Linked DNA regions of Homo sapiens: region 2 is linked to region 1. Evidence: chromatin loops called from intact Hi-C (ENCODE). Cell type or tissue: chondrocyte. All regions are shown on one strand.

Region 1 (2,500 bases):
GCTGTGTGAGTTAGGAGGCAGGAGCTGTGGATGAAGACACACACATTTATTTCACGGTGAAGCTCACATAACATAAGTTAACAATCTTATCAACTACTCCAGAGTGGACGATTCAGTGGCATTTAGTGCACTGTGGACGGATGATTCAGTGGCATTTAGTGCACTGTGGATGGAAATGCAGGGGAGTTGATTGCCCTGCCACTTGCTCCGAGCCTCTGAGAGGTGACTGCCACACCCTTTGGCATTGAACTCTACATCCTTTGGATCCGTCAGCACCTTTCCAGCAATTCCTTGGGTCAAGCATGTGGGATTCACTTGCTCTTAAAATGAATGGTTAACTGTGCCTGGGCTGGTACAACTTGGTGCTGTGTGACCCCAGCCGTCCTCAGCCCTCCTTCTCACACCTCCACCTTGGCCAGTACCCACCTGGATTTCTCTCTGGTCCTCCAAGCTGCTGAACTTGTCCCCTCCGCAGGGCCTCCAGCCTGGCATGCTCTTCCCTGGGAGCGCCGCGTGCTACTTCTTACAATTTTGGGTCTTGCTCAGATGATAACTCCTTGGGGCAGCCTTCCCCGACCACCCTCCCCAGGCACTCCCTGCCACAAATGTCCCCACTGCACTTACGCTGCGGGGAGTTCTCTATCCGCTTCCTTGTTCACCCTCACTGGTCTCCCCAGGAAAGCTCCAGGAGGGAGGCGCTGGTTCTGTGTATTCACCTGTGCTGGGGCTGGCACTCCAGGCAGAGCTGTGGCGGAAGGAAGTGGCCCGAGACAGCCTGATTCCATCTTTTGGTTTCTGTGTGTTTCCTCCTCATAGACCCGCACCAGCGAACAGGGAACCTGCAACCAGGGGGTGGACACTGAAATAAAAACAAAGTGAGACAGAAACTTCTGCTCCTGCACCGCGGCTGCCCCTGAGTGCTCAGTGGCGGGGCTGTGGCCGCCTGTGGTCGCGGTGCGGAACTTGCCTTGCAGGATGCTGTGCGGGGTAGCCTGGACCCCACCATGGAGGGTTAGCCTCCTGTCCCCGGCCCTCCAATGCCTGCACAGGGCGGGTTCTGCATGGCTGTCCAGGGGATGATGCAGGCGTCCAGATGCGGGAAACGGTGACTGGATGGAGCGACTGCTCTCCAGCCTTGTCCTAGCAGACAGCACCATCTGCTGGGCCCTGGGTTTGTGTCTGCAACTGGATGGGCTCTAGCGGGGTTCTGCCCAATCTAGCAATTCGAGGTGGCACATCTACACCAATATCCACCTGCTGTTTACCAGACGCCATGCCAGGCAGGTGGTCAGCAGTGTGCATGCGACCACTTGCTCACGGCCTGCACTGAGCTGTGTGTGGAGAGGGACCTGTGGGACCTGGGTGCTGCTTGTGGTGCAGGCCCAACCAGGCTCAGGGAGGGGCGTCTGCTGCTCTGAGGCCTCGGGGGGTGCCCACCCGCCCAATGGTCACCCACCACGTGCGGGGCAAATGCCCACCGCAGTGCTCACCTCCAGACAAACATCGCTGCCTTCCTGCAGCTCCGTTCCAGGCAGGGAGGCACAGATGAGACGTGGTGGGCAGATGAGGTTGTTTCAGGTTGTGTTAGACAGTGTGGAGGAAATCAACAGAATGCTGTGGACAGTGCCCCGGCGGTGATGGGCAGATTAGGGACTGCACGCAGGAGTCAGTCACGGGAGGGGAATGGCACCACTGTCCCAAAAACAGCAAAAACGAGTCCAAGCATGGCACTGATGGGACATCAGAGGAGACAAAAGGTGGTGGCTGTTGGTGGTGCAGTGAGGGGAGGAGGCTGGGAGGGAGGTGGAAGCTTGGGCAGGGCCCGTTGGGCTTCGCATTCTATTCTAAGCACCATGGGAAGCTGTCACCGGGCTTTAGGCAGCGCGACGACAGGATCCGATCGAGGCTTTCCGTGTTGCTAGCAAAGGAATTCAACATTCCTGACATGGGTGAATGGAGAGAAAAGTGATGGGGCTCTTTCCAGAGGTCAAGGTTAAGGGGACTCTCATGGATGGGATGCATCCTGGGACCAGCAAAGTGGGAAGTGGTCGCCTCGCCCAAGCCTGTGGGGACCAGAGAGGGAATGGTCCCCGGAGGCCCACAGAGTAGGGCCGAGGACAGGGGAGGACACAGGAACACGAGGGGCTGCCGAGGGAGCAGGAGGTGCAGCCGCCCTCAGATCTGGCCTGCAGGGGTGGAGCAGGAAATGACAAACACCCACCTCTTCTCCTGGGGATGGTGGAGCCTGAGGCACCACGTCCACGAGGTCCTCTTGGGGTGGAGGCAGACCTGGAGGGGCAGACACACTCTCAGCTTCCAGAAAACCTTGACTCCAAGAAGTCACACTGAGAGATACCCCTGTCGCTGGAGAGATCTCCTTTTCTGATATAACCACTTTATTCCCATATCTTTGGGGTGTCTGGGGAGGTGACTCAGTCCCTCCAAAGGGAATGAGCGTGAACTGGGAGGGTGTGTTGGACCCAGGAGACTTTCACGGCGA
Region 2 (2,500 bases), 950 kb before region 1:
TCTGACGGGTCGTAATAGTCGCTACCGTAAGTGAACCCCACGGCATTGTAGCTCCCATCCTCTGCTAGTGCTTCACTCAATCGCTTGTATTCTTCCTCTTGAATAAAAATGAGAATTTTATCAACAAAAATAGAAAATTACTGAGAAAAACTTTATATATTTCTAAAGTTGTAGCTATCAGTAAAGCATACAACATACTTTTTTCAACCTACTTTTGAGGTAAAATAGTTTTAAAAATTCACACTTTATATCTATCATTATGTACTTTTGTCAGTACATGTTTACCCACAGACAGCTGAATACACGTCTTTTGTGGAAAATTTCTTCCTGCTGAGAAAATTTTGGGATTAAGAACTGTATTAAAGACTGTTACGGCAAAGACAAGAACATCAATTTTATTTATACGATACTGTTAAAGAAGAACAGTTAAAGAGTTTGGTTTTTGTTTTTTTCAAATCCCAGTCTGCCCTCAAAAGCTGGGAAAATTCTTTGTGGCTCTATATATAAACTATCCTGAGGTCCTCTCAGAACGCAAAGACTCCTGTTTTTCCAATCCACTGGGTACTGTCAAGATAATATCAGAAAGAGTGAGTATAAAAAAATGAATGGGAGTAAATTTTTAAATACTTAAAAATTTTAAAAAGTTTGTTGCTGAAGTAAGTTTGTCTTGAGCAGTACCTTGCCTTGCCTCCTCCTCAAGCAAGTCCGTATGCAAGGCTAAATACCTCTCTTCATCACACAGGGCCTCTATTCGCGCCTCCTCTTCAGACAGCTGATAATCTCTGTTCCACGTGGAATACTCAGCATCGTACTCAGAAAGGTCATGCAGGTGACCACGTCCATCATATCTGTAATGTGAACAAGCTGGTCAATAAAAGGAAATTAACGTCTAGACTGGTGTGCGTGTGTGATGTTTTATATATGTATATATATATACACACACATACTTACCGATTAAAATAAACAAAAATATTAAAACAAGTATAAAAACTCTTCCCAGATTTATATTTAATTTGGATAGTCATATCTCACCTACTTTTAAACTCAAGTTATCTTAACAAACTCTAAATTCCTTTCCACAGTAAGATAACATTTATAACTAAAGGCAAACAATCCATTAATAGCAAAAATGGTACCCACTTCACTGGCAGTTCTTACCATTATGGTTTGGTCAACCATTCAATGCCACTTGCAAAAAATTATTATTTTTTTCTGAAAAGTTAAATATCATAGCTTACATTCACACAAACCAAATACATAAATACCTATCCGTAAGAACCAAACGGTCGAAATTTCCTCGCTTCTTTCTGCTAGTCCCGAACTCTCAGGAGAGATCTTCACCAAAGAAACTTGCGTCCATTGGAGGTAAAATCTTGGCTAGGCTCGCCCCCTAGCCACTTGGCTGAGGAAATAAGTGCTGGGTTACGTGATAGAGAGACACACATACATTGGAACAGTGACATATACATGCAGTTTAAGGAGGTTCACTGGGAACAGAGCAAAACTATTAGAAGATATGGTATCAATATTTCCTTCTGAACTTTATACCCTCAAGGAAATAACATACATGAAGACACTTCCATGTTTCTCTTGCATGGACCAAACAGTAGTTTGGCCAAATAAGTAATGGGAGCACTTTCTGCTATGCTTTTAACATAAAGGATTCAATGAGGATGCTGTCAACGTGTAACTGTCAGATAATAAATGAATGAGTTAGTGAACTTTACTTAAAACACTCAGGTTTAGGGTTTCAAAAACAAATGTAGAGAAACAAACAAAAGTCTGCTTATTTTTTTAATGCTGACTTTTGTAATGGGAACCAAAAATATTAATGTAGACCAAAAAAGACATTTACAGGAAAAAGGCCCAAAATTCCAAGGTAGTCAAGTTACTGCATTTCATTAAATTTCAAAATTAATTGGATTTTGATGTAAACCTCCTTAACTTACAAATGTAGATTATTATTAAAAATATTATACATGTACATGTGCGGCGTTTGCTCCCCACCAGTTTTGGAAGACCTAACTCAAATCATGTACAGAATGATAGGAAAACTGTACAAAGAGCTCAGACTTCATTGCTTACCAAACTTTAATGATAAATAACACAAGTGACACTTTGGAAAAGCAAGCCTGACAACTCAGGCGACACATTCAATATAAACCATGGTGTGAAGGCACAGCACGCTTGAGCACAGCACGGAGCCATCAGATCCAGACATGATCTGATTCCGCGGCCCTCCCTTCACCAGTTCTCGTTTTCGAGCTCTAATTCCAAAAGGAAACGTCAGGGATGGAAAAAGGCCTATTTGGTCATTAATGTGTCCATTCTGGCCAGCTCAGAGGTCATCCCTACAGTCATGCTCCAGGGCTATGAAGAATCCAGTTTTAATGGTCTCAAACGATGGGCTTTCTTCACGTGGAGAGACTATTCCACAGTTTAATGGTTGGTCATGGTTAGCTTTTCAGTCCGGGCCCCAGAAGTAGCCGAACAGGCAAAA

The links. A loop is a pair of places that touch in the nucleus more often than their neighbours do. Peaks named below come from ENCODE experiments on the same cell type or tissue, not always from the same donor. Only the 100,000 strongest peaks of a DNase experiment are listed, where the experiment ranks them.
Region 2: a loop joins it to region 1, with 3 times the contacts of the local background. A loop is called at or near these places in 2 of 110 quality-filtered maps.

The regions. Positions count from the first base shown.
Region 1 is chr12:130,760,528-130,763,027 of GRCh38, reverse strand. LOC105370080 (a long non-coding RNA gene) reads right to left here. Exons shown (of 5, transcript XR_002957439.2): 2 at 2,222-2,289; 3 at 1,491-1,730; 4 at 625-839; 5 at 1-24. Among named protein-coding and RNA genes, the nearest start is that of RIMBP2, 45 kb to the right of the region's middle. RefSeq lists enhancers at 929-1,078, 323-1,128. In chondrocyte, a CTCF peak has its summit at 1,175 (motif pointing left); no DNase peak of the experiment used is centred here.
Region 2 is chr12:131,712,419-131,714,918 of GRCh38, reverse strand. SFSWAP (splicing factor SWAP) reads right to left here. Exons shown (of 18, transcript NM_004592.4): 2 at 679-848; 3 at 1-97. Among named protein-coding and RNA genes, the nearest start is that of SFSWAP, 2.6 kb to the right of the region's middle. In chondrocyte, a CTCF peak has its summit at 1,335; no DNase peak of the experiment used is centred here.